Linked DNA regions of Homo sapiens: region 1 is linked to region 2. Evidence: chromatin loops called from intact Hi-C (ENCODE). Cell type or tissue: Caco-2. All regions are shown on one strand. Links, peaks and the distances in the headings refer to the core of each region. The heading gives the core; the rest is flanking DNA. Region 1 overlaps PAM (peptidylglycine alpha-amidating monooxygenase). Region 2 has its middle 34 kb from the start of MACIR.

Region 1 (16,615 bases), core at 5,632-13,631, 250 kb before region 2:
CATGGACAAGCTCTATACCTGTTAGTGGGTACAGATAGTTCTGTAAGTGATGTAGATAGTTCCACCTGGTTAATACTATATATAGTGTATATGTGTGTATATATGCACATACACACATACATATATATATTAAATAAATGCTATTTAAATTGTACTATATATAGTATTATATATATATATTTACTTCCTATCTTAATACATTGGAAAACAGGTAGAAAGATATAAGTCAAGATATGTAATAAATGTTATGTTAGAAAGAAGAAATGACCTTTACTAAGATAGAAAAAAAAGAAGGAGGGGAGAGATAGAAATAATCATATTCCATAGACTAAAAGAAAGAAATGTAGCCATGCCACAAATAAACAGGAAGTGGGAGTTATCTCTAACATGGAGGAAAAAAATTCAAAGAAAGTTAGTGATCTTTAAAGAAAGCCAGTGATCATTAAAACACAGATTTATTTAGTACTCTGTTTCTCCAGGAGAAATATATTTTCTTTGAAATTTGTATCTCAAAAATTGCTAGCTATTGATGTTTTGCCAGAATATTAATCTTGATTAGAAATTAACTAGAAATTAACTAGATGTCTTGACATCTAAGTTGTGCAAATCCAGTCTGTGCTTTCTCACAAACACACTAACCTTTCACCATATCTTTGTCTACATCTGCTCTCTGTAGAACAAAATCTGGTGTAAAGCAAGTGTACCTCAGATTCTGTCTCAAAAGATGTAATTACAGAGACACCACAAAAGCATCATTATATGACAGTTTTACTTATCATGTTGTCCTGGATCATGCAACAATAGGAAACATTTTAATGAGGCTTTAATTGAGTCTGTAGGGATTTCTTTAAAAATAATGCTTATTTTGACTGATTTTTTAAAATAATATTCATTATAAAAGATAAGGAAATTATGTAAAGTATAAATATACAAATAGAAATCATCCGTAGTCCCCAGAAACATGAGTACATATATGTATGTGAAATATATATTATGCATATATTTACATATTCAATATATGCATATGTAAAGCACATTATTTTAATTATAATGTATACACAATTTCATAGCCCTTTTTAAAAAATATACCTTGAATATTTTCTCCAGTGGTAAAAATTATTGGCAAGAGTGATTTTTAATGGCTGCATAATACGTGCATATTCCTGCCTATATCAATTTGAAAATAACCCATTTGCATATAAGGGAGTTTATCTGCGAATGAGTTGATTATGTCTGCCTACAGGGAGAAAAACACAAATGGATATTTAAAACAAACTAAAATGTCACCGTCCTTCAAAGACATTGTGAGTGAAGAATTACCTATATATGTAATAAGTACAATAAACTATACAATAGACTCAATTAGGCAGTGATTCTGCATGGAGGAAATGAATCCTAGGAGACTATATAGAATGAGGAAGTTCACACTGATGTCTTCCAAAGCAGACACACACACACACACACACACACACACACACACACCTCACATATATTAAGGTTGGCACTTTTAGAAAACTAACACATTTTGTAAGTTCTCTTTATTTCTTATGCATTATAATTTCTTATATGCGTTCACTATACCAAAGCTATAAACATCCTGAACTTTCTATAACCATTGTTTAAGCAAAGAATATGGGCTTGAAACTAAGAAGCTTACTAGATGGAAGCAAAAGTCTACACAATTACATTTAAGAGTTCTGAATTTGAGTGTCTCACCTCTTTAATATTCAAAGTCTAGATGTAGTGTTGAAACTTACGTCTGTTGTATTGGGAAGATTCAGTGTCTTAAATTCCAGGCAGAATTGAAAATCAAAATCTATAATAACAGTATGTCCTTGTTATTATGTATTATGCTCTAGACAACATTTATTTGGCTGCAGAAACAGCCTTTAACATGTTTTATTCAGTTTGCTCCAAAATCTCCTCATTGTAGTCTTTGTGCCCTCATATAATCAATCTTTCTACTCAAAGGTCAGCATAAGCTACTGTATTCCCAAGGCAGAGAGAATATGACAAAAATATAATTTATTGAGGGAAAATACCCCATGACCCCAGATAGTTAAAGGTCTTCGGACACCTTCTGTGAAACAGTAATTTCACAGTGGTTTTATGCTAACAAAAATGAATTACCATTGGCATGTTTTATCAAATAAGCAGAATCAAGGGAACAAGGTTGCCAGTTAAAAACACAATAGTCTACTGTCAAAGCCTGCTAAAGTTACAGTTGTAAACAGTTTATGGGAAGAGTTAAATAAAGGCTGGGCATGGTAGCTAAAATTTATATTTCATTGATTTGTTCAAAATAGGGCATTCCTTTGATCCTCTAATAAAACACAAATAATTTTAGTAACATCTTCTTAACTAATTCCAAGCACTCTCTATGCCACTTTGCTGTTTTAAAGAAGATACAGTTTTTGTTTGTATGCCTATTCACTAAAAATTTATTGGTTTCTTATGATTTATGAGCACTTCACAAGTCTTTATTTATTGAACTCATCTATCAAACACAATTCTAAATACCCCCCAAGGCTCTGGGAAGCTGACTGAATGCTGTTTTGAATTGGTTTCCTAATAACGGAATAGGCAGATGTGAATGATCATTTATCACACAGTTAGGCTTTCCAATATAGATCTGTGTGCATGGTAGTTATGAAAACCATCATCTTCTATCTTCTCCTTTTTTATATTTGTCTCGTTTTCTTAAAAAGGAAGAAAAGTTGATTTCTGATTGCTTTTCAATCAAATGAGCCCTATAAGGGGAAGAAATAATAAAGTTCACTTCATTTGTGATCCTTGAGCTGGTCACCATGGTCATGTGTTTTATTTCTCTAAGGCTAGAGAATAAATATTGTGGGACAGTAATAAGTAAACAATCAATAAACCAAATTGACTTTAACCCGAAGGGAAAATCAGTTAAGACTAAGTCATAAAACAAATTATTAAATTCTAAAAAGAGATGCTTTTATTTTTCCATTCCTCATATCCTCTCATTAATCAGTTATGTTCCATGGCTCTAATCATGTTAACTTGGTTACTTGACATATTTTGTCAGTGGCTAAACTGCTGCTGAACATCCTATTTACTCTCCTTATATTATAGAAATTGCAGAACAATAAGCAGTAACAAGAGCTGGGTTTTTTTAGGTAATGAAGAACTAGTAATGTGTGTGGGAAATGGGAATTTATATTCTGGAAAGTTCTGAGAGGTATTTGATCATTTTTAAAAAATAATAGCACCTGCCTCATTAAGATTTTACAATTTCTAAAAAATTAGATACTTTTTTTTTTCTATCCAGTAATCTTAAAGCATTTTTTAAAAAACCTTCATAGGACCATTTTTCAATGTATATTTCATCTATTTTAGTTTTTCTCACCATATTCCTGAAAGTACATCAGAGAAATTTCCATGCTGGGAGCAGGGAATAGTGAGTGGTCCCTGATAATAGAAAAATGTCCATTGATCCACAAAGCAGTTAATGCAAGCACACAACTTAGGAACTTTAATTGGTGGTGTTATTAGATTCCCATGTACTATGCTGCATTCCTTTTCTCCACACATTAGCTGCTACTATAGTTGTGTTTTCCATATACCAAACTCACACAATTGAATTCCTTAAAAGATCTAGAGCATTTGGGTATTTTATAAGAATCAAAAGTTAGGGAATAAAATTTAAAAATGGGAAATTACTGCAGCCTAAAATCATCAAGGAAATATTTTTATCTCTGCTAATGCAGATGCAAGGGCTGACATTTTTAACAAATTATTATTCATCCCAGAATTGCTTATTGAGTATCTGCTAGGATAGGGAAAGTACTAATCTCTGGAACTATGACAAGAAATAAGAAATGAGAGGGACTTTTTTATATAAAACTATAGTTCTATCTTGTAATTTCTCCCTTCCCAGAGATAATTTAAATATACAGAAAGTATTTTTAGAACATCTTAAAGAATTTGGTCATACATGTAAGGTACATTTTTTCAAATCAAAGAAAACTAGGCCTTTTTTTTTTTTTTTTTGAGATGGAGTCTTGCACTGTCGCCCAGGCTGGAGTGCAGTGGCACTATCTCAGCTCACAGCTCACTGCAACCTCCACCTCCCAGATTCAAGCAATTCTCCTGTCTCAGCCTCCTGAGTAGCTGGGATTACAGGTGCCCGCCACCACCCCCAGCTAATTTTTGTATTTTTGGTAGAGATGGGGTTTCACCTTGTTGGCCAGGCTGGTCTCGAACTCCTGACCTCAAGTGATAGGCCTGTCTTGGCTTCCCAAAGTGCTGGGATTACAGGCATGAGCCACAGTGCCCAGCCAAAAACTAGTCATTTTTTAAGCTAGTTTTGTGCAAATCGCTGTGGTATGTATGTATTGACCAGTTTGCACGTTTCTTGTGTTACGATATGGACAAGATAGACCAGGATATGACAAAGAGAAACCCAGTTAAAGAATAAACCTAGCACTTGAGCTCAGAAGATGGTTAATTTAAAAAGAAAAACAATTAAGTTTTTTATAGTAAGATTGATAAGTTTGAGAAGAATGTATAGGAAAAAGTGTAATGGCCAGTACAGAAAAGACAGGGAAACCTGAATCCAGTCTAGTGAGCAGTTTGGAGGGCAACTGTCATTCTGACCGTCTCCTTCAAATCCCAGTTCAATTTCCTACCAGCTGTGCAGGTTAGTACTGTACCTTTTGTTTCCTCATATAAAATAAGGACAATAATAACAATTTAATAGAGATTAAACGTATTAAACCGTATAAAGCATTCAGCAAAGTGAATGGATCATGCTAAGCTCTCAAGAAATTTTAGCTGCTATTATTATTTTCTATAGTTTATATTGTTCTGAATATGTTAACTCTGTCAACAATTGGTAAGCAGCAAACGTCTCCATTTTTCTAGGACTGTCCCAGTTTATGCCTAGTATAAATATTATTAACACCCTTTTCCTTTTAAAAAGTATTCTAGTTTGAGAAACAAATTATATGGTCACCTTAGCAGGGAGTCCCAGAATAGAAATAGAAAATACCACCCAGAATATACCCAAGGATTTTAAATCATTCTACTGTAAAGACACATGCACACATGCGTTTATTGCAGCACTATTCCCAATAGCGAAGACTTGGAACCAACCCAAATGCCCATCAATGCTGCACTGGATAAAGAAAATGTGGCACATATACACCATGGACTACTATGCAGCCATAAAAAAGGATGAGTTCATGTCCTTTGCAGGGATATGGATGAAGCTGGAAATATCATTCTCAGCAAACTAACACAGGAACAGAAAACCAAACACTGCATGTTCTCACTCATAAGTGGGAGGTGAACAATGAGAACACTTGGGAACAGGGAGGGGAACATCACACACCAGTGCCTGTCGGGGGGTAGGGGGCTAGGGGAGGGATAGCATTAGGAGGAATACCTAATGTAGATGATGGGTTGATGGGTGCAGCAAACAACCATGGCACGTGGATACCTATGTAACAAACCTGCACATTCTGCACATGTATCCCAGAACTTAAAGTATAATAAAAAATGCCACAAATCAAAATCAAAGTTAGTCCAGTGGAAAAAAAAAAAAAGAAAAGAAAATACCACTCAGAAATATATAGCTGAACAGAGCTGTGGAAAAGGTAGCTATGGGGATATAACCCAGGAGTGTCCAAGGTGGGTAGGGTGCCATCAATCACACATCAGTTCCGTAGAGGTAGAGCCACTTTTAATACCATCCTAGACAGATTTTGTCATCCAGAGCAGAGATGGGGGTCCTTTCTGAGGAAGGAGAAGAGTCTTTCACTATGACAATCAAAAGATAAGATTCCCAAATGAGTACTGGTGGTAAGGAGGGAAAAGTTGATGTTGCAAATCAGCCTAGGTTGGACCTTGTGATTCACTGGTTAGAGAGAGAAGAACACAGTTTTCTGAGTTGATTTACTCAAAAAAGTGTCATCACTAAGAGAGACACTATTAAAAGGTTAAAATATGGCGAGAAGATTAAGAGCTCCATTTTAGACATTTTAAGTTCAAATGAGACAGACAGACATCCAAGTGGGATTTTCCAGAAGACAGTTTTGTAACACCAGTTTGGTGTTAGGAGAGCTCCAGGCTTGGTAGTCATGTGCCTGGAGGTGGTAGCTTAAGTTTTGTAAGTGACTGAGATCACTTAGTAGGAAGAGGCTTTAGCCAGGGGAAAAATGTTTCAGGGACAGACTTCCCAAAACACCAGCGTTTTTTACATGATGGACGGTAAAAAGAGGAAGCACAGATGATAGGTGGAGAAGACCTGTAAAGAACAACATTATAAGGAGAGAGGTTCTGAAGGGAACTTTCAACAGGGCTACAGCCTCCCAGTAGATCAAAATAAAGAGTCTATTAGCATTGGCAATTAGGATCCCTTACCTCTTGGAGAAGTCATACAACGGTGAAATAGGAAGTGGAAAGAAATGCATCCAATTTAGGGAGGGAAAAGGATGTAAGGAAGAATGAATCAGCAAGTAGCCCTGCACCATCCAATATGGTAAACACTAGGTGAAAATATTTATGTTTTGAATATAAATTAATTCAAAGTAAAAAATTAAAAATTAAGTTTCTCAGGTGCACTAGCCATTTACAAAGTACTCAGCCCCATGTGTCTGTCTAGCAGCTATTAGGTTGGACAGTGCAGACATAGATTACATCCATTATTACAGAAAATTCTTTTGGACAGTGTTGGAGCTTGTAAAGGAAGAGAGAAGATGGAAAAGCCTGAAGGATATGTTATGTTAGAGGAGAGTCTCTCCCCACCTCCACAACAACTCAAGCCCTAAGTGAGTGTATGTATAGCCTGTGAGTCAGATATGAGGTAAAGAAGTTGTATTTATTAATAAAAAAGAAAAGAGAGAAGACAGGAGAGGCTTTAGGGAATTCTGGAGGAATGGCATTCAGAACAGTGGAGTAGAGAGAGTTCTTTTTCCAAAGATACGCTAAAAGAGATGGAGAAGGTACAGATACAGCCTCCTTTGGCAAAGCCAGTAACCAATTAGCTGTAGTAGCCACAGTGACTTATTAAGAAAATAGAGGGCTAGGAACCTAAAAGGGCTTTTTTTTTAATTTTATTTTTTTTACTTATTTATTTTTTGAGACTGAGTCTCACTCTGTCTCCCGGGCTGGAGTGCAGTGGCGTGATCTCAGCTCACTGCAAACTCTGCCTCTGGGGTTCAAGCAATTCTCGTGCCTCCGCCTCCTAAGTAGCTGGGATTACAGGTGCCCACCACCACACCTGGCTAATTTTTGTATTTTTAGTAGAGATGGGGTTTCACCACGTAGGCCAGGCTGTTCTCAAACTCCTGACCTCAAGTAATCCGCCCGCCTTGGCTTCCCAGTGCTGGGATTACAGGCATGAGCCACCGTGCCCAGTCCTAAAAGGGCTTTTTGTTTTCTATTACAAAAATCCAAATGTTTGACTGGAAAAAGGAGCTGATTTTTAAAATATTATATAAACCACAGGTTGAAGCAGATGCATGTTGCAATTAGTTTGTTTTTTCAGTCAGTAATTATAATAGCTATAATTTAGTGACACCTACTTTATGATATGTACTGGACTGGGTATTTTAATATTAGCTGTCTTCTTTAAATCTACAAAGTAATTTCTAAAGGTTATTGTCACTATCTTTATTAAGTTAAGTAGAATTTACTTAAAGGCACAAAGTAGAATTATTTCTTAGGGGCACAGAAATAGGGTTTGATGTGTATTTGAATTGAGGAGTTGCCATACAGGGAAAGACCAGAGTGCTATAGGTGCACCCAGCAGAGACCCCTGAGTTGAATTGTCAAGAAAGGCTTTTTTGATGTGACACCTAAGATCTGAAAGTTGAGGAGCTAGTTTATTAGTGGGGAGGGAGTGGTCCAGGCAGAAGAAACAATATCTTCTTAGAGTTGATATTCAAGGAAATGAAAAGCCAATATGAGTGGAACATAAACTGAAAAGAAAAAGGAAACATTGAGAGATGACACAGGGGTCAGGACCACCAACTTGCTTTATTTATGTTCTACTCCATCTGTTATATTCATTAGATGTATTTTCTAAATAAACATCTTAATGTGACTAAGAAAATTGGTTAACATTTCAGGATTCCATATTATATCTAGTACACTAGAAGAGGAAAAAACTCTTTCTGGTTTGCACATAGGAATGTAAGAGATAGCCATCTAGTGGTCTCTCTCTCATGTAACAAGATGTTTGTACAGATTCTGCTCTGAAACTTTATTCTGGCAAGGCCTGTGCAACTGTGTGCAGCCAAGCCTGTTGCATTATTTTAACAATTTTTGCTTTCCTAACCCAATAACAATTTTAAATGATAAATTCACATGAACTGGAGTGCTCTACCTTTGGTATTTTATCACAGCTTTTAGATTTCCTCTTACAAACCTGAATGACTATGCATAGTTCTGAACCTGTCTTCCTCCATCAAGATTACCCTAAACACAGAGGTTGCAGTGAGCCAAGATTGTGCCACTGTACTCCAGCCTGAGCGAAAGAGAGAGACCCTGTCTCAATAACAATAATAGCTTAAACATATGGATTCAAGTTTTTATTTAATTTTAATTTTTTTTGAGATGAGGTCTGTCTCTGTCACTCAGGCTGGAGTACCGTGGCGTGATCATAGCTCACTGCAGCCTTGAACTCCTGAGCTCAAGCAGTCCTCCCACTTTAGCCTCCCAAGTGGTGAGGACTATAATTGAATGCCACCACACCCAGCTAATTTTTTTATTTCTTAGAGAGATAGGGTCTCACTCTGTTGCCCAGGCTGGTCTCGAGCTCCTGGGCTCAAGCGATCCTCCTGCCTGGGCCTCCCAAAGTGCTGGGATTACAAATGTAAGCCTCCACTCCCAGCCTCAAGTTTTTAAATAATGGTTTATCTCTCCCTGAAATACTCTTGTATTTTATTTCCTAAATAAGACGTTTCATTGTACAAGCATATGAAACTATTTATATTTAATGTGTGGTACACGAGAATTTAGCAGTAATGAACTGTATTAATTTTTCTTCTGTGAGGCAGAATGCCACTGTGCCCTAACAGATTTGGTTGACTTATAATTTGCTTTGTTTATTTTACTGAGATTGGCCCTATTACTTGGTAATTATTTTCTGATTGAAGATTTCACCTGGGATAAGCTGATTTCACTGGCAAGAATTGAAAACCTACTTTGAAACATTAAACCAAGACTATTTGTAAACATGACAGAATCTCTTAGCATCATTTTGGAAAGACTTCATCTCCCCTTGCACCACTTTCTTAATAATATATTCTTCAGTGAAATACATCATGGCTAAACCAGTTATCATTTTCATTTCCTAATGGTCATGAAAAGAGATTTTATAAATGTTTTCTAATTGTGCTGTAAATGTAATTAAAACGTAAGCAACAGGACTCCATAGTCGTAAGTAATTTCATCATTAGCAGCACCTAGTATAGGATGAGGAAAAGGAAGAACTGGTGGTTGCCCTTGGGTTTGGTGTAGGAGAGCAGATTTGTGTTTTCATTGAGAATATGTTTACCATTCACACAGTTGATATAAATGGATTTGAAGTCATCGTGGAAATGATGAGGGTTAAAATACTTCATGAACTTTCTGTAGTCATATTTTGTATATGTGATAATATTTTACAAATAATTTGCTTTCATAGAATTGGAGTCTCATACCCAAGTTTACTCCTTAATACAGGAAGGCATAGAATGCATTTTAGTGATGAATCACCCTAATGATATCAGTTTATTAAAATCTTTTCCTTTGTTTGAAGCTGATTTAAAAGTATCCTTTGCTCAAAAAATTATTTTTCTCACTTGCTCATTTTTTGTTTAAGAGGAACAACTAGAGCTTACAGTAGCACTGCTAACAAAATAATAATAAAATTTAGGTTTCCCAGTTGTCAAATGGATACGTATTTACTTGTGTTTTACAGGAAATGTATATTTCCTGCTCAAGAAATGTATATTTCATTTCTTGTGGCTTGCACTTCAATAGGTTTTAAAGGACAACTGCAAAGAGTTTCTTGTGCAGATAGCTGTTATCTAATGTAGCTATTGATGATATTTTATTTTAGAAATCTGATGAGCTCTTAATTTCCGTATCAAACTATACTTTGAAAACCATTTATTGAAATGTGCCATGCAATTACATAAGCATTATTTTTTCTACTAATATGTCAATAGATGTTATACATAAAGAAATAGATGATATATGAAATAAAGTATTTCATCGGTCTAGGAATTTTTCTTTTTTTTCCTCCTATGCTTAAAAGTCTGAGTGCAAACTTCTCTCTTATTTATTATGAGAAATGAGTAGATATTTTTTAAAGCACCAAATTTTGTAAATTTTGCAATCTTATCTACCCTCCACGCCCTTATCTCTTCTCTTTTTTCCACAGGTGATTTCTATTCACTACTTTCCAAGCTGCTAGGAGAAAGGGAAGATGTTGTTCATGTGCACAAATATAATCCTACAGAAAAGGCAGAATCAGAGTCAGACCTGGTAGCTGAGATTGCAAATGTAGTCCAAAAAAAGGATCTTGGTCGATCTGATGCCAGAGAGGGTGCAGAACATGAGAGGGGTAATGCTATTCTTGTCAGAGACAGAATTCACAAATTCCACAGACTAGTATCTACCTTGAGGCCACCAGAGAGCAGAGTTTTCTCATTACAGCAGCCCCCACCTGGTGAAGGCACCTGGGAACCAGAACACACAGGAGGTGCGTGTAGGGTTTCTTTTAAGCAGTAAAGTGTGAAATGCTACAATCCACGTTAGCAAAACCTGAAGGGAATAAGAATTAATGGGTGAAAAAATTCATCAATGAAAAGGACTTATCATTAGAAAAAAATTACTCAGATTTGGGCTATCAGATAACATCTTTGAAGATTTTTTTTTGTTTTGGTTTTGGTCTATTACTGCATAAATTTAGTGTCTGTTCTATTGGTGAGCCAGAACTACAAGGACCAAAAAATATTTGGATCATTTGGGGAAAGGAGGCATATGAAATTCAGGATAAAAATTCTTACAATTGAATATTTTTCATTTTGCTCAATGGAAATACATTGAAAATTTAAAACCTGATATGTAAAGTCCCAGTTTAAGAAATGCTCATATACTGTCTCCTTGTAAGGTAATTAAATTCCTCTCAAATGAATCTTACACTTTCAACATTCTCATCCAGTTGACTTGTAAAATATAACCATTTTTATGATTTTGATTTCTTAAGTTTCATTATAAATTACAATCTTAATTGGAAAGTTGAGTATTTCTGAAGGGACCTCTACTAAGTCAATAACTATCAGATTTATCTTTATTTCTAGCCCAAATAGGCTTCCATAAGTAGAGGAAAATACCTTATTCCCTTCAGGTTTCCGTACCAGCAAGCTATGGATGCCTCATCTTTGTCTTTAATTGTGTTGTGGCCTCTGTGATATTGATTGCGTTTCATGTTACTTGCTAATGTGGAAAGCCAGATAATACAGCATGTGGAGATAATCTCCAAAAAAGTAACGGATATGCGTGCATGGCAGCTGTCCATGTGTGGGTTGGAATGGCACAGGCTGCCAGCTTGATGTTTTCAAATTCAGCTTTGTAGGAGGCCATAAATTATTCAACACCCAGCTGATTTTTATTTATAATTGAAAAAAAATTAGCATGCAGTGCCTTTTGTTCACATGAGAGTTTCAAAGCATAGTCCATTGGTACTGGCCTAATGGTTTCTGTGAGATGTTAACTGGAACCTGGATTTTTAACTTTTCATGTTTAAACAGGATCAGCCCTGCTCTAACTCATTCTGGATTTGACAAATAAAACTATGTTTCTCATGAGGTGGTCCCTGGACCTCCTTGCCTCAGAATCACCTAGGATGCGTAAGAAAAATTTAGACCCTGAATCCTATCAAAGAACAACTGAATCAGCATTTCTGAGTATGATGCCTAGAAATTTGCAGTTTATCATGCCCCTATCCATTTCAAAACACACAGGAATGTCTGCCTGAACTTATATTTTAAGGACAGTGAATTGTAACCCAGACAACATGGAAATATAAAAGGGAAAAGAGCCTCTTTGGTGGGAATACAATTGTGTTCATGTGTGAAATGTGAGTTGCAGCATGCTTTATTTATTCCATGACTTGTCTTTGTTATTCTTAGATTTGAAATGATATCATGGTCATTTGTAGGCATCAAGAGTGTCAGTGTCCCAGTCAGAATTTGACTTAAGATATTGCATTTCTGAAACTTACTCAGTTTTTCTACGAAATAAATCCTTAAAATACCCAAGTGCATGTACTTGGCAAATATCCTCATACTTTCCAAAGTGGTCAAATGGTAGTGCTCAAGAGAAAAATGCTTCTCTAGTATCTGTTTAGGGAAATTTCCTTCCTGTGAATGTCACTGACGTGAATAACATGAGTCATAGAAACATACAGCACAACTGCAAATTAATAAAGGAACATGTATTTCCTTTCTAAAATAATTTAATGTTATTTCCCTACTCTAATTACAAAAACTTTTAAAAAATAAAATGCAAAACAGAAAAACTCATATTTAGGTAAGCTGTTTCTAAAAGGCTTTTTCTTAATTCTCTTTCACCATTTACTGTAATGCAGTGTAATATCTAACTTTAATCGATGCTGTTTCATTCCTTTGGGTAAGCCAGAGGAAAACCTATCCTCAGGAAGCTTCCATTTTGTAAAAAAAAAAAGTAGGAAGTTATTAGCATATAAGGCCCTAATAAAACTTATTAGTAATCTAATTAATGTCTAGTCCTCAGGGTATAGTCAAAGAGAATAAATTTGATGGATAATTTTCCATTGTTTCTTTCATACCCTTCTCCAGGCAAAGCTGAGAATGAGCCTAATGGTCGGAGGAATTAACTGTTTCCCTAAGTGCCTAATTTACTATAAGGAATTGTATTTGCTGCATAGAAGAAAGTAACTTTTTATATGAGATTATTATAAAAACAAAAATGTCAGGCTGGTCTGTTGCTTAATATTATAGCTCATACTTATTTCAGATATCTTTGACATCTCTTGTTAATTTTCAAATAAAGAAGCTGAAGCCAGAAGTTAACCTGTTTGAATGAGGTCACAGATCTAAATCTGAAACTTGGACTTGATTATTTCCAATGTGCATCTTCTAGTTTCTTACATTTCAATACAGTTGTGCTCAATCAAAGAGATCCTAATGAGCTTGCCCAATTAAGATAAACTTCCCAAGAACACTGGACCCTCACTGCTTAGAAGATGGAGATTTCTATTCAGAACCCTGATCTGATGTCCCCAGTTGTTGACACCAGCATAATCTAATACAATGGTGTTTTCTGCAGCAGTATTTTAGATTTCATCAGTTGGTCTATATGTTGGAACTGTAATATGATGATGAAGCCCATCCAGTTGACCTGAGGGTTCAAAGGTGAAATTAATAGATCAGCTCAAAAATGTGGGTGTGACTATATGGTAGGCCTAGGAACACCTGAGGGTTTCAAAAACCATACTATTTTCTGAACCTTTAGTTTGGTCAGGATTCCACTTGTTTTCCACCCTGGCATCTGCCTTTAAAACTGGGTTCTCCACCTCGTTACGGGTTGGATATCAGTGGTCACCAAGCTACATGAAGAAGACAATAGAATGATATCTTCTGACTTAGCCCAGCTGAGAAAGTCCTTATCGTTCCCCAGAACAAGACGGTTAAATACTGTGTCTTATTGTATCTCTAGGAGTACAAATATCTGCGAATAGCATTTTTTTTAGGTTTTATCTTCATGACTTTTGGTGAAGATCTGAAAACTCTGAACAATTGTGAAAACAGCATTAGCAACAGAAACTTCCTGGACAAGTTCAGATACACTAGACCAGAGGTTTTCAAACTGTTGTTTGAAAGGAGACCCATCAAGTAGGAGGTAATAGTCACAGGCTTCCCAACACACACATGCATGTGCGCACACACACACACACACACACACACACACACACACACACACAAAATACAGCTTCCCCAAAAGCAGTTCTGTATGTGGCCAAAATCAAATTTGGAAACTACTTCATGGAGTCAGTATAATGTAGAATATTGCAAGTCCAGGTACCCGACTGCCTGGTGGCTTTGAATTCCAGCTATACAGTTTTCTATGTGGTCTCTATGCAAGTATAAAAAAATTCACTGGGCTTTAGTTTTCTCATCTATAAAATGAGATTATAATAGTATACTCCTCGCAGAGTTCAAGTGAGGGTCAAATGATATTATACATGCAAAGTGCTTTGAACAGTGTCGGCATGCAGAAAGCATTTGAAAATGTTATAGTACATTAACAATTGTGACTATTATTGCTACCATTACTGTCATGTTATGTTAGATTGAGATTTTTAAAAATGAAATACCAAAGTATAAATATTGATTATTTGATCTTAAGCAGCATTTGTGAGACAGAGAATTTTCTTGCAGTATGCAGGAAAGCAGCAAAATTTGGCACTCTAAGTTGATAAGTTAAGAAAAAAGTGACTTGGCAGTGTTTTATCACAGTGGGAACTTGTGGCTCTTCAAACATCTGATCACATACATTGATCTACCTTGATATTTGCATGTGATATATGACATACAGTGTGAAAATGCTAACCTCAATAAACTAAGAAGCAGATGTACTTCTTTTTAAACTTAGTATAGTTTAGTTTCTATCATTAATAGTTTAGATAGAGATAGCATTAATAGAGTAGAAACAAAATCTTAGGTATCTTTATTCTAGTTGCCCTCTGGAAACTAGACTCATTGAACATTTAAAAAGTAGAACTAACTATTCTAGTGGCAGATTTGATTGGACTACCACATACTTGCATGTGGAAGCCTGATTCAGTCTGTATTACAAACCTCTGGATGTGAGAAAATACACCTGTATTTGTGTGACAATTCTGATCAGATAAGAGGATTCAGAAGGTGTTCAATTATTCTTATGATACATTTAGTTTTTTCTTCATTTCTATGAACAACTTATACTTAATTTCAGAGTCCATTCTTATATTTCAGCCATAGTCTTACCTCTAGGTTCAAGTCTTGCAGAATTTTCAGGGTAAAATAAACCATTCAGTTGGCTGAATTTTGATCTCTGAGGGGAGGAGAATGGTTAAAAAAAAAAAAACACCTATACATAGCACTTACTTTGAGCCAAGCTTAGTGTTTTAGATGCATTGATTCATTAGAAAGGAAGAAAGTGATGAAAGGTTAAGTCACGTATCCGAAATTCCACAGCTCAAGAAACCAAGATGCAAAGCCAGGCAGACTTGCTCCCAAGTCTTGCTTCTTAATCACTCTGTTATTCTGCATCACACACACACACACACACACACACACACACGCACACACACATACACACAAACACCCTAGATATACAAATAGGAAGATGATTTTTTCTAGTCATCTGATTATCTCAGGCTACAATTGTAATAACTATAGGTATTATAGGTGTATTGGTCATGGTTTCCTGATTAGTATTCAGCCAGTTTGACCAATATGAAAATCTCATTTGCAATTAAAGAAATTTTAAAAAGGAAAAGAATACTGCTAATGCTTTTGAGCCCCTATTTATATGGTAAATCTCTTCCTCACTTCACTCCCATTAAATGAAGCATTATAATTAATTCTTGTTTTCTTTCTTACTTTGGTATAAATATTTCTACAATAGTTTTAGTTAATTATAGTTATTGCTGGCATTTCTGATGAATAACAATCCCTGACCAAAATAAGACATCCTTTTCTCAAAAGATGAAAATTTACAAGTACAGAAAAAGCAAGCACCATATTTTGTTTTTGTTGAAGTCTTCTAGTGATTTTTTTCAGTTCTATTTCTTAAAATTAAATGTGAAGAGCCTTGTTACACTGAAATTAATTCATAGTTCTGGGTTTGAATTTTTTCCTCAACTTTAGGTCTGTTAGTCTTTAGGTAACACAGATAAATGAATGCCCTTTCAAATACTTATTAATAATTTCATGTGAATGCAACAGTGATCACTAATATTAATCTCTTTCTGGAAAAGTATAATTTATTAATCTTTTTCATGATTAATTGATGCAATTTTAATAGCAGTATTTAATTTTTTTCTAAAAGTAGTAATTTCTTTTTCTGAATATATGGCAGGATATGCGGCTGTACATTAACCTTTATTTATAATAAATGTAAGGACGTAAGGATTCTTTATAGAATAATATAATTTATTTATCATAAAAAGTGTTATATGTCATTGGAAAAATATTTTAAGATTTCAGGGGTTCTTTCAACTTTTTAATCATCTTTTAGAAACAAAAACAAATTTGTATCAAAGCTACTAGGATCAATAGGTAATGTATATTTACCTTATTTTTCTAAAAGTATTGTTTCCAGTAATATGTTCTCAACATGTTCTCAACTCCAGATTTTAAAAACAAGCAATCAAGCTTGAAATAATTCTATCATTTGCTATCTGAATTTAGAGCAACTGACAAAGTTGGGAATGACTTGCCCAAGGTCATGGGTAAGAAATTTGTATTTAATTTTTAGGCTAACACTGGAAATCTGTAGCATTAACTAGTCATGTATTGAATCATTTCTTAAATAATAACCAAGAGAAATCTGAACTAGAATTTTTAAC
Region 2 (16,615 bases), core at 4,068-12,067:
AGGGTAAGCCTAGAAACCACTGATGTCCCTTACACAGCTTTCATTCAAGTTCCATGCCATCATCCTTGCTTCCCAGTTACCATATGCCCCAAGCCTTTAGGCATTTCTTGGAGCATTCAGTTTGCTTTTCTTTGGTGTCCCTGTCTGCAGTGTCTTTGGTTGCAGTTGCCTCTGCTCTTTAAATTCATTATCACAATGTGTTGAGCTTTCTACTTTCCAAAAATTTGTTGACATCCCTCATGTGATATTATTTTTATTCACATTCTCTTTATAGCTTATTATTAATATTATTTTATTTTTTTCTTGGTGTATAGTGGTTTGGGAAGGAAGTATAGATAAATTGCACAAGTTCAACCTTCATTTAATGGGAAATCTTATTTTTTTATAACATGTATAATAGTCCATTAAGTGATGTACTGTAACTTGTTTAAATATCCCTTATTGTAAAGCACTTAAATTCCTTTCTTCCCTCCCCTCCCCTGCACCCCACTGTTTGTTTTCTTCTGATACATTACTTCATCGCAGTAAATCACAAGAGGTAGAATTATGGGGTGAAAAGCTGTAAAAGGATACGGTGTGGAATAGTAGAAAAAGTGTGGGCTTTGAAGATAGTACAATTCAACTCCTAGTTATGTTAATTGCTAGCTACATGATAACCAATTTATTTTTTTTAAGTCTATCTGAGTCTCAATACTCAAATTCTAGATTAAGAGACAATATTTATTCTCAAAAATATTCTGCAAAGTAAATTAAGTAAAATTAAAGGAAATAAATAAAATTTAAAGTAGCTGTAAATATGACTTAAAATAATAAAAAGGAAAGTAGACACCATGATGTCAATATCCTGTTATATAACTTCCTTAACAAACTTGTAATTCCACATTTACCATTTCTACCCTTGAAAAGTCTCAAGATTTGGAAAATTGCTATGTATCAAATTACTTCTAAGTTTTCTCAAATGGCAAACACCCCAGGCTCTCCAGGCTAAGCATTTGAAAGTTGAACAGTGCTTTTTGCATCTAACTAGAGCTTAACAATTGGTATTATAAAAATGAGTAGTCTCACTAACAGGCTTTTGTAATCCATATATAAAGTTATTTTACCTTTCTGGAATCTTGCCAGCTTTTAGATATGACATTGAACTAGTATGAATGAGAAGACAGCTTCATTGACCCATTGTTCTACTTGTATTACTAATAAGCTAATTGCCAAAACTGCACAGAATATATTCCTAGTTTTGTTTCTGTTTTCAGTTGGAAGAGACTAATTTGTAACAAAATCTGTTTGGATTGAAACATGCCAAACTTTTGATTCCTGATTTATTATTATTTTTTAAAGACTTGATAAGTTCTAGTGACCTGATTCATTCTTATCACACTAAAAATGAGCCACTAAATATTTTGTGTGTACATCTCACCTTCCATGACAACTTTATGAGAAACAAAAGTAGAAGCAAAATCATAGATGAGGGTAGTCATTAGAAGATCAGGAAGGAACATAAAGTTATGTAATTACATTTTCAGAACTTTATACATTTTACCAGAAATAAAACACACAATTTAAAAAATGCTGGCCAGGCACAGTAGCTCACCCCTGTAATCCCAGCACTTTGGGATGCTGAGATGGGAGGATCACTTGATGTCAGGAGTTCAAGACCAGCCTGGCCAACATGGTGAAATCCTGTCTGTAGTAAAAATACAAAACTTAGCTGGGAGTGGTGGCAGGCACCTGTAATCCCAGCCACTTGGGAGGCTGAGACAGGAGAATTGCTTGAACCTGGGAGGCAGAGGTTGCAGTGAGCCGAGATCATGCCCTGCACTCCAGCCTTGGTGACAGAGTGAGACTCTGTCTCTAAAATAAATAAATTAACGTTAAAGCAGTCAAGCAAATCAACTGCTGGCCCTTTATTTGTATGGAGACATTCTTTTTAGCTGCATCATAAATTGTTTTGCTGAGTTCTACAAAAAGCCCTGGGAAGTTAGCAAAGTATGTATTATTGTTCTTACTTGACAGATAAGACAGTCGACACCCAGAGAGGAAACACGTAAGTCACTGACAAAACTAGAAAAAGAATTCAAGTTGCCCAACCTTTGTACATTTCTCTCTCAGGTTTATTTATGTTTAACTTTCAAACCTTGCTACGTGGCTATAGTTCTTAGGGATTTTTGTAGTTCATGATACAAATAACTGAAGACGTATTTTCCAAATTAAAAGCAGTATTTAGTTAGTATACAAAAATTCAAGTAACTTGACTGGATACCAATAGTCTTCATTCAAGAAATATAGTTCATTTTTGTTTTTTATTTATTCAGCTTACATCTTAACTCTTTCTTTTCTTTCTTTTTTTTAATTATACTTAAGTTCCTGGGAGGCCGAGGCAGGCATATCACAAGATCAGGAGATCAAGACCATCCTGGCTAACACAGTGAAATCCCATCTCTACTAAAAAATACAAAAAACTAGGTGGGCGTGGTGGCAGGTGCCTATAGTCCCAGCTACTGGGGAGGCTGAGGCAGGAGAATGGCATGAACCCGGGGGGCGGAGCTTGCAGTGAGCCGAGATCGAGATCGCATCACTGCACTCCCGCCTGGGCGACAGAACAAGACTCTGTCCCAAAAATAATAATAATAATAATTAAGTTCTAGGATACATGTGCAGAACATGCAGGTTTGTTACATAGGTATACATGTGCCATGGTGGTTTGCTGCACCCATCAACCCATCACCTACATTAGGTATTTCTCCTAATGCTATCCCTAGCCCCCAACCTCCCAACAGTACCTGGTGTGTGGTGTTCCCCTCCCTGTGTCCATGTGTTCTCGTTGTTCAACTCCCACTTATGAATGAGAACATGTGGTGTTTGGTTTTCTGTTCTTGTGTTAGTTTGCTGAGAATGATGGTTTCCAGCTTCATCCATGTCCCTACAAAGGATGTGAACTCATCCTTTTTTATGGCTGCGTAGTATTCCATGGTGTATATGTGCCACATTTTCTTTATCCAGTCTATCATTGATGGGCATTTAGGTTGGTTCCAAGCCTTTGCTATTGTGAACAGTGCTGCAATAAACATATGTGTCCATGTGTCTTTTCAGACACATCTTTTTTTAGTAGAATGATTTATAATCCTTTGGGTGTATACCCAGTAATGGGATTGCTGGGTCAAATGGTATTTCTAGTTCTAGATCCTTGAGGGATCACCACACTGTCTTCCACAATAGTTGAACTAATTTACGCTCCCACCAACAGTGTAAAAGCATTCCTATTTCTCCACATCCTTTCCAGCATCTGTTGTTTCCTGACTTTTTAATGATGGCCATTCTAACTGGCGTGAGATGTTATCTCATTGTGGTTTTGATTTGCATTTCTCTAATGACCAGTGATGATGAGTATTTTTTCATGTGTCTGTTGGCTGCATAAATGTCTTCTTTTGAGAAGTGTCTGTTCATATCCTTTGCCCACTTTGTGATGGGGTGTTTGTTTTTTTCTTATAAATTTGTTTAAGTTCCTTGTAGATTCTGGTTATAGCCCTTTGTCAGATGAATGATTGCAAAAATTTTCTCCCATTCTGTAGGTGGCTGTTCACTCTGATGATAGTTTCTTTTGCTGTGCAGAAGCTCTTTAGTTTAATTAGATCCCATTTGTCAATTTTGGCTTTTGTTGCAATTGCTTTTGGTGTTTTAGTCATGAAGTCTTTGCCCATCCCTATGTCCTGTATGGTATTGCCTAGGTTTTCTTCTAGGGTTTTCATGGTTTTAGGTCTTACATTTAAATCTTTAATCCATCATGAGTTAATTTTTGTATAAGGTGTAAGGAAGGGGTCCAGTTTCAGTTTTCTGCATGTGGCTAGCCAGTTAACTCTTTAACTGTAGTGTGGTAATGGGAAGAGAACTGAATGAGAATCTGGGTGTCTTGTCTGTCTTATCCCTTTTCTGTAGTGGTACATAACCCTGGGCAAATCGCTTACCCTCCTTTTTTGTTTTGAGACGGAGTCTCGCTCTGTTGCCCAGGCTGGAGTGCAGTGGTGCAGTGGCGTGATCTCGGGTCACTGCAAGCTCTGCCTCCCGGGTTCACGCCATTCTCCTGCTTCAGCCTCCTGAGTAGCTGGGACTACAGGCACCGCCACCACTCCCGGCTAATTTTTTTTTTTTTTTTTTGTATTTTTTTAGTAGAGATGGGGTTTCACCATGTTAGCCAGGATGGTCTCAATCTCCTTACCTCGTGATCCGCCTGCCTCGGCCTCCCAAGGTGCTGGGATTACAGGCGTGAGCCACTGCGCCCGGCCCACTTACCCTCCTTTAACCTTAGTTGCCTCATTGGTAAAACTGGGAATAGCATCTGCTTTTCATGCTTTGCCAGGTGTGTGTGTGTGTGTGTTTGTGTGTGTGTGAGATAAGCAACAATAAGATAATATATGAGAGAGTGCTTGGCAAATTGCAAAGCACATCAGAAAAGTAAAATAATATTTTTCCTCAATACTGCAGAACAGGTGAAAGGATACCACTTAGGCTAATTCAAGGAAGAAAGTGAAAGGCCATTTATGAAATTTCAGCCTTAGCTGCTGTTAGCATTTATTTGCTCCAACAATACAAGCTGACCATCAGTAAAAATTGCCACTATGAAAGCAACTCAAGGGTAGCAGTTTACAATAGGCTAGGTGCCCCTTCCTCAGGAACAAAGTTACATCAGTTACAGCAAGGTGAAATTTCAAGGTTTAGGGATGAGAGTAGAGTGCAAACTGTAGGATTAAATCCAAGTTCACTATAATTTAGTAGTTTACAAGTAGTTTAGTTGTTTTCAGACTTTCTGTCTGACTGCTGGGTTTTCAAATTTTCTTACCAAAGGAATTCAGTTTTTGGAAAGAGAAATAATTTGGCAAATGTGCGTGAGGGAGTTGTGGTGCTGGGCGGGTGGGCATGTATATTTAGGCACTCATGCAAGCAAGAACTAAATGTTTAGAGGCAAACTGAATTGTTCAAAATTGTTTTTGACTTTTTATCACAAGCAGTTACTCAAGGAAGATTCATGGAGCCAAGAATACAATCTACTACCAATATGAAATACTTATCTAAAAGACTTGACTGAAATGTGCTGTAATAAGAGATTCTTGGATTTTTTCTGTTCCATTCTGGTGGGGAGGAGGGGAGCAGAATCTGCCAAATTAATATGCATCTATATGAGGGATTATATTTGAGGTTGTCCAAATGTCCTAGTGCTTTTGTTGCACTAAAGAAGATGTAAATGACCCTTATCCATTTCTACCCATTCTGCTCAGCTCTTGATATTCCTTTACTATATAGTTCTGAAATAAAGAATTTGGATCAATAAAAATAGGTTAATAAATGAATAGAAAAGAGGGAGAAAACAGAAAGAGAATTGATTTGTCAGAAAATTACCATAGAAAATAATTATTCCTCTCTCCACTTGCAAGATAATTTATTTTCAAATATATTTAAATACTCTCTAATATATCATTGGTTTGCAAGTGGCCCTTTAAGAAAATATGCCTCTATATGGGATATTGGCCAAGTGATTAAGTGATGATGTTGAGAAGTCCCTTAATCATAAAGCAGGTTTTTCAAATGATCTTTCTGCAGCAGAATACCCCAGTGCTGTGCTGCTTACTGAGAAGGAAAGTAGACTTAACTTGTTCAGTTTTCTTATAAACCATTGTTTATGGTTAAACTGACTTGAGAAATAAATGTGCATCTAACACATTTTTTGATAGTGGATTGCACTATATGTCTCAGATAAAAGTTTAGAAATGTTTCTTACTTTTATGGCATTTATAGTGTACCATGTCCTTTAACTTAGAACTAAAGAACAAAGGCATACATTTTCTGTTATTTCAAGACTACTTTCTGGCTCTAATTTTTGCTAAACTCACATCTGAAATACTGCTTGCCCACAGGTAGTGTTGGTAGCACCCAGGCCTTTTGAATGGTTGATAATAAGCTGTTCTTTTAGAAAGTTATTAATGTAGGTCCTCTTGGTGTTAGTAGCAATTACTGGGGAAAAAAAAGTTGAGTGATCGGTGGAATCAAGGAATAAGCCTAGATTTAACAAAGTTAAAAGGCTTCATTAATGCAGGAGTCGTTGCAGCCTTGAAAAATGATGTCTGTGATTCTTTTAATGGCAAATTTAATGGGCAATATTTCCCTCCACCAACAACTTGACCATGAAATCCTTTTTTCATGAAGGTATCTCTTGGGAAAGAAAGTTAATTTAGAAATTGATATTAGCATGAACATTAGGAAAGCCTTTAAAATAGGTTGACTCTGCATTAGAATCAGACATGGTTCCAATCTGGGCTCTGCTGCTTATTAACTATGTGCCTGGACACGTTGCAAACACCCTTCTGAGCCTCAATTTCCTCAGCTGTAAAATGAGAACAGGAATACTTCAGATTATGTTTTGAAGATTAGAAGAAACTGAGAAATGGCCATGTAAATTGCAAGGTATTTTAAAGATATAAACTATTAAGAAAATAATTAGTATAGCATTAAAAGTTGATCTAAGAATGTTTGCCCTACTCATTTTTTTAAATGTGCTTTGACATTAGATTAATGATCTGTAGTAATCATGTTTCCTGATGTTGTAAAGGTGAGTTGTTCTATTTGAAACCTTTCAAATACAGAAATATTAATTTTAGGAGAAATAACTAAAACATAATAAGGCAAATGTCTCTCCCCTGCCCCTCCCAGTCTGTGACACACTTTCCTCTTTTGCCCCCTCTGGCCCTCAGGCTCCTGCACAGACTGCGTGCAGCCCCCTCCCAGCCCTGCAATCCCTGAGCTGGAGTTGCCCCTTGGTTGGGTCCAAGTCACAGGGGTGGGGGGCCTACGGGCCAGGAGGAAGCCACACTGGCCTGCGGCCTGCGTGGAGGAGGTGGAGGTACCCAACATGGCTGGTGGAGCATGAGCGCCCCAGATGGCAGATTGGAGGCTTTCAGCGGGCTTCCTCCGCTTGGAATTAGCAACATAGTGCATAAAGGTCAACTCTGTGAGCTTTAATTGAGGAAGGGAAGCAGCAGTTCACTAGAATAGCAAAGGATACCCCAGACTCTGTGGAGAAGGTGGGCAAGCAGCCCCCACGTCGGCGTTCTGCTGATAATGTGTGAAGCCCTAGTATGTGAGAGGAACAGCCAGTCTCCCCTTGCGTTTCGCCTTTCCGCTAGTGATCTGTGCAGCCCAGGCCAAGGGAGAGCACCCTGTTTCTGCCAAGCCCGGGAGCTAGTTTGGGGAGAGGCTGAGATACCGAGAGGGAAAGACACTGGGAAAAGCTGCAGGCATTTTTCCAGACCTGGGACTGAGAGGACACTTTTTTTGTTTTGTTTTGTTTGAGACGGAGTTTTGCTCCTGTTGTCCAGGCTGGAGTGCAATCGCGCGGTCTCAGCTCACTGCAACCTCCGCTTCCCGGGTTCAAGCGATTCGCTCGCCTCAGCCTTCCCAGTAGCTGCGATTACAGGCGCCCGCCACCATGCCCAGCTAATTATTGTATTTTTAGTAGAGATGTGGTTTCACCATTTTGGCCAGGCTGGTCTCAAACTCCTAAGCTTAGGTGATCCACCTGCCTTGGCCTCCGAAAGTGCTGGGATTACAGGCTTGAGCCATCGCCCCCGGCCGAGGATACTTTTTTAAATCTGGGCTCATACAAAGTCGGTCGTTGTTTGGTAACCTGGCAATGGTAGCCACGGCAGGCATTTTAGTCTTGGGCCAGAGATTGGAGCATTTGCTTTGGAGCGAGGGAAAGGTCCCCACAGCCGGAAATGGGCAGTGAGTTTGGAGAGTGCCTAGCAGTGGGTGCTGAAACTAAGCTCTCTCTCATCCCAAGACTGGAATGGGAGGAGAATTGCAGAAGCCTACTGCGTTTCTCCTGAGCAGCATGACTTGCAGCCAGGGACAGCTTTGCGACCTGAAGCAGGTCTGTGTGGGTCACTGATGGGTGCCTCAGACTGCTTCCTTGGTCAGTTGAGGGAGAGTGCTTCACCAGCTGCAAGGAGTAGGAGGGAGGTGGACCCCACTCACCTGGAGATCTAACCCTCCGTGTGAACTGCCACTAAGCGAAGGGGGAGTGCAGCCCGCCAAAGTCCCTTTGGGGTCAAAGGAACTATGAGTGCTGTGACAGCCACCAAAGGGCACAACACCAAAGCCTGGGAACAGACTTGGAGATGGGGGTCATCTCTCACTTCCAGACAGCCTCCCCAGTGTACTTTCGTGGACATAGCAGCGCCTCTTCCTGCTGGGTCCCAGGGAGTGTAGGGTGAAAGAGGTGCCTCTCAGGCTTTTCCAGGGGCTCCACCCCCGATGAAGACAAACGGTATGGGGAAGAGGTGGGAGGGCACTCGTGCTTTTCTGTTGCCTCCACCCCTGCTGAAGGCGTGCATAAGCAGAGTTAAGAGCCTCCTGCCAGCTCATCTCTTACTCTTAAGCACCATCTACTGGACTGCAGCCTGAATTACACCACCAAATAAGAATACATTGCTACACCAAGCAAGTCTGAAAAACCCATCATATGAAGCTATCTGCAACCAAGGAACTCTACAGAGCCCTGTTCCCATAACAGCATCCAGAAACAAAGCTAATCGATCTGTTAAAACAGAGTTAATACGGCCGGAGAAGGACTCCATACTTCTGTAGTTTAGACCTTGTGGATGAACTGTAATCTAACTTAATAGGTAGACAAGATTGACAACCTAACTTAGCAGTATGCACCTGTAACAATAGCTGAGTCTTGGCCAATCCCAGCAGTCATACTTCAACCACTCATACACTGCCAAGTGTTTAAACTGTGTTAGAATAAGGCAAACGCCAATCAGTCCAGCTATTTCTGTAACTCACGCCCAATTTCTGTATGTCACTTTCCTTTTCTTGTCTATAAATTTGTTCTGCCCATGAGGCATCCCTGGAGTCTCACTGAATCTGCTGTGTTTCTGGAGGCTGCCGAATTTGTGAATAGGTTTTTGTTTGTTTGTTTGTTTGTTTTTTCTTGCTCAGTTAAACGCTGCTAAATTTAATTTGTCTGAAGTTTTAACAGATCATACACAACATCCACCACAGTCATAACCTCAAGGCAAAAAAGGAATAAAATATCAAAAAACTCCATCTAAATTATAAACAATTCAGAAAAAGAAGTGTCAGCTCCCTCAGATGGGAAGGAACCAGCATAAGAACTCCAGAAGTACAAAAAGCCAGAGTGTTTCATCACCTTCAAAGATCACACTAGCTCCCTAGCAATGGATCCTAACATTAAATGTCTGAAATGACAGATAAATAATTCAGAATATTGATGACAAAAAAACTAAAAGAGATACAAGAGAAAGTTGAAATTCAACACAAGGAGAACAGAAAAAAGATGCAGGATTTGGAAGATAAAATAGCTGTATTAAGAAATAACCAAACAGAACTTCTGTAATTGAAAAATTTACTACATGATTTTTCAAAATACAGTTTGAACCCTTAACAACAGACTAGACCAAGCAGAAGAATTTCAGAGCTCAAAGACTGCTCTTTCAAATCAACTCAGACAAAAATAAAGAAAACAGAATTTAAAACAAAGCCTTCAAGAAATATGGGATTATGTAAAGTGGTAAAATCTATGACTTATTGGGATTCCTGTGAGCGAAGAAGAGAAAGTAAGCAACCTAGAAAACACATTTGAGGATATAATTCATGAAAATGTGCCCAGTCTTGCTAGACAGGTCAAGATGCAGACACAGGAAATCCAGAGAACTCCATGAACTACTATACAAAATGACTGTCTCCAAGGTACATAGTTATCAGACTATCCAAGGTCAATGCAAAAGAAAAAGTCTTAAAGTCAGCTAGAGAAAAGGACTATATCAGGCTATGATAGGAAACCCATCAGACTAACAGTGCACTTCTATGATGGAAACCCATCAGACTAACAGAAGACTTCTCAGCAGAAACCTTACAAGGCTGAAGAGATTGGGGGCCCATTTTTATCATTCTTAAAGAAAATAAATGCCAGGCAAGAATTTCATATCCCACCAAACTAAGCTTCGTAAGCGAAGGAGAAATAAACTCTTTTCCAGACAAGCAATTGCTAAGGGAATTGGCCACCACCAGACCAGCCCTACAAGAGATGCTTAAGGGAGTACTAAACATAAAAACAAAAGAACAATACACTACCACAAAAGCATGTATAAACACATAGCCCATGGATCCTATAAAGCAACTACACAATTGATACTACAAAGCAAGTAGCTAACAACACTATGACAAGAACAAATCCCCACGTATCAGTATTAACCTTGAATGTAAACAGCCTAAATGCTCCACTGAAAAGAAATAGAGTGGCAAATTGGATTAAAAAAACAAGACCCAGCCAGACACAGTGGCTCATGCCTGTAATCCCAGGAATTTGGGAGGCCAAGGCAGGAGGATTGACTGAGCTCAGGAGATTGAAATCACCATGGGCAACATAGCAAGACCCTGTCTCTATTTTAAAAAAGAAAAGAAAACAAAAACAAACAAACAAACAAAAAGACCCATCATTCTGTTGCTTTCAAAAGACACATATCACCATAGTACATGTAATAACACACATAGGCTCAAAGTAAAGGGGTGGCGAAAGATCTGTTATGCAGATGGAAAAAAAGATCAGGGGTCACTATTCTTGTATCAGATAAAACAGACTTTTTAAATCAACAACAGTAGAAAAAGGACTAGGGCATTACATAATGAAGAAGGGTTCAATTCAACAAGATTTATCCTATACACACCCAAGATTGGAGCACTCAGATTTCTAAAACTATTATTTCTAGACCTAGGAAAAGAATTAAACGGCCACATAATAATAGTGGGGGACTTCAACACCTCACTGACAGTGTTAGATAGATCATCAAGGCAGAAAACTAACAAATTCTGAACTTAAATTCAACAGTTGACTAATTGAACCTAATAGACATCTACAGAATACTCCACCCACCAACAACAGAACATACTTTTTTCTCATGTGCACATAGAAAATACTCTAAGATTGACCACATGCTTTGTCACAAAGCAAATCTCAGTAAATTCAAAAAAGATTGAAATCATACCAAGCATTTCAGACTACAGCATAGTAAAAATGAAAATCAACACCAAGAGAAACTCTCAAAACATGGAAACTAAACAACTTGCTCCTGAATGACTTCTGGGTAAATATAAAAATAAGGCATACATAAACACTTTTTGAAACAAATGAAAATAGACATACAACATACCAAAACCTGAGATATAGCAAAAGCAGTGTTAAGAGGAAAGTGTATAGCACTAAAAACCTACATCAAGAAGATAGAAAGATCTCAAATTAACAATCTCACATTGTACTTATAGGAACTGGAAAATCAAGTAGAAACAAATCCCAAAGCCAGTAGAAGAAATAACTAAAATCAGAGCAGAACTAAATGAAATTGAGTCCTTCAAAGAAACATACAAAGGATCAACAAAATGAAAAGTTTGTACTTTGAAAGGATAAATAAGGTTGATAGATTCCTAGCTAGATTAACAAAGAAAAACAGAGAGATCCAAATAAGCACAATAAGGAATAACTAAGGTGATATGACAACTGATCCTACAGAAATACAAAAGATCCTCAGAGACTATTACTGACACATCTATGTGCACAAACTAGAAAATCTAAAGGAAATGGATAAATTCTTAGAAACACATATCCAAGATTGAATCAGGATGAAATCAAAACCCTAGACAGATCAATAACGAGTTCCAAAATCGAATCAGTAATAAAAAATATACCAACCAAAAAGTTCTGGAACCCCAGATGGATTCCTAATCAATTTTTACCATATGTATAAACAAGAGCGAGTACCAATCCTACTAAAACTATTCTGAAAAACTGGGGAGGAGAGATTCCTCTCTGACTCATTCCATGAAACCAGTGTCATCCTGATACCAAAATCTGGCAAAGGACACAATGCAAAACGAAAACTACATACCAATATGTCTCATGAACTTAGATGCAAAAATCCTTAACAAAACATGAGCAAACTGAATCCAGCAGCATATCAAAAAGTTAATTCACCACAATCAAGTAGGCTTTATTTCTGGGATGCAGGGTTGGTCCAATATACACAAATCAATAAGCGTGATTCAACACATAAACAGAATGTTAAAACAAAAACTATATGATCACCCCAATAGATACAGAAAAGCATTCAATAAAATTTAACATCCCTTCATTATGAAAACCCTTAAAATACTAGGCATTGAAGGAACATACCTCAAAATAACAAGAGCCATCTGTGACAAACACACAGCCAACACCATACTGCACAGGCAAAAGCTGGAGGCATCTCCTTGAAGAACTAAAACAACACAAGGATGTTCACTGCCACCACTCCTATTAAACATATTACTGGAAGTCCAAGTCAAAGAAATCAGACAAGAGAAAAAGTCATCCAAATAGGAAAAGAGGAAGTGAAATTATTGATCTTAACTGACAATATGATGCCATACCTAGAAAACCCTAAAGACTCTGCCAAAAGGCCCCTAGACCTGATATACGACTTCAGTAAAGTTTCAGGATACAAAGTCAACATACAAAAATCAGTAGCATTTCTATGCACCAATAACATTCAAGCTGAGAGCCAAATCAAGACCAGAACCTCATTTACAATGGCCACCAAAGAATAAATTCCCAGGATTACATCTAACCAAGGAGGTGAAAGATCTTTACAAGGAGAACTACAAAACACTGCTGAAAGAAATCACAGATGACACAAACAGATGGAAAAACATTCCATGCTATTGGAAGAATCAATATCATTAAAATGTCCATACTGCTCAAAGCAATCTATAGATTCAATACTATTCCTATCAAATTACCAATGTCGTTTTTTGCAGAATTAGAAAAAAAGTGTTCTTAAATTTATATGGAACCAAAAAAGAACCTGAATAGCCAAACCAAACTTAGGCAAAAACAATAAAGCCAGGGGCATCACATTACTCAACTTCAAACTATACTACAAGGCTACATCAACCAAAACAGCATGGTACTGGTACAAAAATAGACACATAGACAAATGGAACAGAATAGAAACTCCAGAAATAAAGCCACACACCTACAACCAATTGACCTTGGACAAACTTGAAAAAAATAAGCAATAAGGGAAGACTCTCTACTGAATAAATATTGCTGGGCTAGCTGGCTAGCCACATGCAGAAGAATGAAACTGGACCCTTACCTTTTACTGTGTGTAAAAACTAACTCACGATGGATTAAAGATTTAAATGTAAGACCTGTTTGTTCTGTTTATATATAAATATATATACTTATATATATTAAAAACTTATATACACACACAAACAGACAACATATGAATTGAGAGAATATTTAAGACTCATTTGCTCTGTTTATATATAAATATAAATGGAATGGGAGAAAAGATTTGCAAATGATGCATCTGACATAGGTCTAATATTTAGAATCTATAAGGAACTTAAATAATCCAGTGAAAAACAAATAAACCCCATTTAAAAAGAAGCAAAGTACATGAACAGACACTTCTCAAAAGAAGACAATTATTAAAAAGTCAAAAAATAACAGATGTTGGCAAGACTGTGGAGAAGAGGGAACACTTATATACTGTTGGTTAGAATGTAAATTAGTTCAGCCCCCAAGGAGAGAAATTTGGAGTTTTCTCACAGAGCGAAAAATAGAACTACCATTAAACCCAGCAACCCCATTAACAGGATTAATACCCAAAGGAAATAAATTGTTCTACAAAAAAACCCACCTGCATTCATATGTTTGTCACAACACTATTCACAATAGCAAAAACATGGAATCACCATGTCGGTGCCCATCAACAGTAGCTTAAAGAAAATGTAGTACATGTACACCATGGAATACTACACAGCCACAAAAAGAATGAAATCATGTTCTTTGCAGCAACACAGACGCAGCTGGAGGCCATTATCCTAAGCAAATTAACAGAAACAGAAAACCAAAACTTGCAGGTTCTCTTAAGTGGGAGCTAAACATCAAGTACGTACAGACCTAAACATGAGAAGAATAGACACTAGCAACTCCAGAAGAGGGGAGGCAGTGAGGTGGGTAAGGGCTGAAAATTTTTCTGTGGGATACTATGTTCACTATCAGGGTGATGGGATCAATAAAATCCTAAACCTCAGCATCATGCTATATACCCTTGTAACAAACCTGTACATGTACCCCAATAATCACAAATAAAAAATTCGAAACAAAGAAAAAATGGAAATTAAACATAAAAAAGTAGATGTTTCCAGCTGGCTCATTATTTTACAACAGTATCACATGTGAATTCTTGCATATTGCTTGTTGAATTAGTGATGATAAATATTAAAAAGTAGGCTTCATTATAGTTGGTGAAATACCTGATTTTTTTTCTGACTTGGATCAGCAGTAAAATACTAAGAAATGAAGAAGAAAATTATGTGAGTAAATAGTATAATAGTTTTCAGTTTCACCTCTGTATTAGTCCATTCTCACACTGCTATGAAGAAATACCCAAGACTAGGTAATTTATAAAGGGAAGAGGTTTAATTGACTCACAGTTCCGCATTGCTGGGGAGGCCTCAGAAAACTTACAATCATGGCAGAAGGTAAAGGAGAAGCAGGCACCTTCTTCACAGGGTGGCAGACTGGAGTGAGTGCACGCAGGGGAAATGCCAGACGCTTATAAATCCATCAGATCTTGTAAGAACTCACTCACTATCACAAGAACAGCATGGGGAAACCACCCCCATGATCCAATTACCTCCACCTGGTCCTGCCCTTGACATGTGGGGATTATGGGGATTACAATTCGAGGTGAGATTTGGGTGGGGACATGGAGCCAAACCATACTACCCTCCTTCCAGCATTAGCTAGATAGCTAATGGACTTGTTTATAACCCCATAAAATCAAATAAGCAGGTTGTAGAAGAGCATCTTAATCTGTTTTGTACCACTATAACACAATAACAGATAGATAATTTATTATGAATAGAAATTTATTATCTCACATTTCTGGAAGTTGGGAAGTTCAGATGTAGGTGTTAGGAGGTTAAGACTTGGTCTTTCTGCTTCCAATATAGTGCATTGAATGTTGTATCCTCCAGAAAGGAGGAACTTCTTTTTTGGCAGAAAAACAAGAGAAAGAGAACCTATTCGAAGAAGCCCTTTTTATAGTGGTATTAATTCATTCATGAGGGTGGAGATCCCATGACCTAAACACTTCCTATTAGGTCTCACCTTCCAACACTATTGCATTGGAAACTAAGTTTTCAACAAATGAGTTTTAGAGGGAACAAAAGCGTTGAAACCATAGCAAAGAGTAAGAAAGCAGAGGTCCTTAGACATTATTGAAATAGAGTGATCTGGTTGATGATAGTCCTTTAGAATAAAATTTCTTATGGGCTGAATTGTGTTCCCCACAGATTCATATGTTGAAGTCCTAACTCCTAGTACCTCAAAATGAGACTGTACTTAGAGACAGGACCTTTAAAGAGATAATTAAAGTAAAACAAGGTCATATGGGTAGACCCTCATCCATATGACTGATGTCCTTATAAGAAGAGATTAGGACACAGACACACAAAAACCAAGGGGTGATGGCTGTATAAGGGTACAGTGGGAAGGTGGCCATCTACAAGGCAGAGAGAAAAGCCTGAGAAGAAACGGAACCTGCTAACATCTTGAAGTTGGACCTCTAGCTTCCAGAACTCTGATAAAATAAATTTCTGTGTTCAAGCGACCCAGTCGGGTATTTTGTTTTGGCAGATCTAGAAAACTAATATAAAAATTCAATATTTCATTCTGTGCTTTTAAAGTTTACTTTCCCTGAATCTGTGTCCAATAAGTAGAGCATTATTAAGAATTAAGAACAAAGGAAAATAACCATGAATAACTTTTCTGTCTATTTGTACTTGATTCATGTTTTAGTCAAATCTCTTGCATACTATTGTTATCTAATAAAAATATATTTGGCTAACTCAGAAGTGGATTCCTGAATCTAAAAATCTTGAATGCTCCTACATTAGAGAAATAGTAGAATATAAGAGTTGAAAGTAACTTTAGGAGCTGGATAGCCTGGAATCATGTTGTGGTTCTGTAAATTAATCCATAAAATGGGCACATAACCTATTTTATAGGGTTGTTATGACGATTAAATGAGTTGATGAATGTAAAGTTTAGAAAATTATGATTATTTCCTTAACAGCCTGTAATATAGTGACAATGAACTTGCAATTCATATATCTAACACCAGATGACAGTGTGGCCACCCAAGGTTAGATAGCTATGTAGTCCAGTAGACGCGCTAGCATGACTGTCTGAAATACAGGACCACCAAATTCCAGAAGATTTCTATGAAAATAAGATGAATTTAAAATCTCTATGCAAATACCAGGTCACATAAATATTCACAAAATAAAAGTTTAAATAAAACATCTGATTTATTACTTACTGTCACCATTAGTTACTTTCTGTCACTATTCAAATCCTGGATCTATAGTTTACTGTCTGAATAATCTTTGAAAAGTTTATCTTTTATAAGCTTAAATTTTCTTATATGTAAAATACTACATGAATTTAACAAAATTTTGTTGAATTCCTTCTATACGTCACATTTGTTCA

What was found. Peaks named below come from ENCODE experiments on the same cell type or tissue, not always from the same donor. Only the 100,000 strongest peaks of a DNase experiment are listed, where the experiment ranks them.
Region 1: it touches region 2 in a loop (8-fold over the local background); 2 of 110 quality-filtered maps call a loop at or near these places.

Annotation. Positions count from the first base shown.
Region 1 is chr5:102,963,717-102,980,331 of GRCh38, forward strand. PAM (peptidylglycine alpha-amidating monooxygenase) reads left to right here. Exons shown (of 26, transcript NM_001177306.2): 15 at 10,400-10,720. Among named protein-coding and RNA genes, the nearest start is that of GIN1, 150 kb to the right of the region's middle. In Caco-2, for the core only: a CTCF peak has its summit at 10,603 (motif pointing right); no DNase peak of the experiment used is centred there.
Region 2 is chr5:103,216,350-103,232,964 of GRCh38, forward strand. No RefSeq gene overlaps it. Among named protein-coding and RNA genes, the nearest start is that of MACIR, 34 kb to the right of the region's middle. In Caco-2, for the core only: a CTCF peak has its summit at 8,433 (motif pointing left); a DNase peak (open chromatin) is centred at 8,422.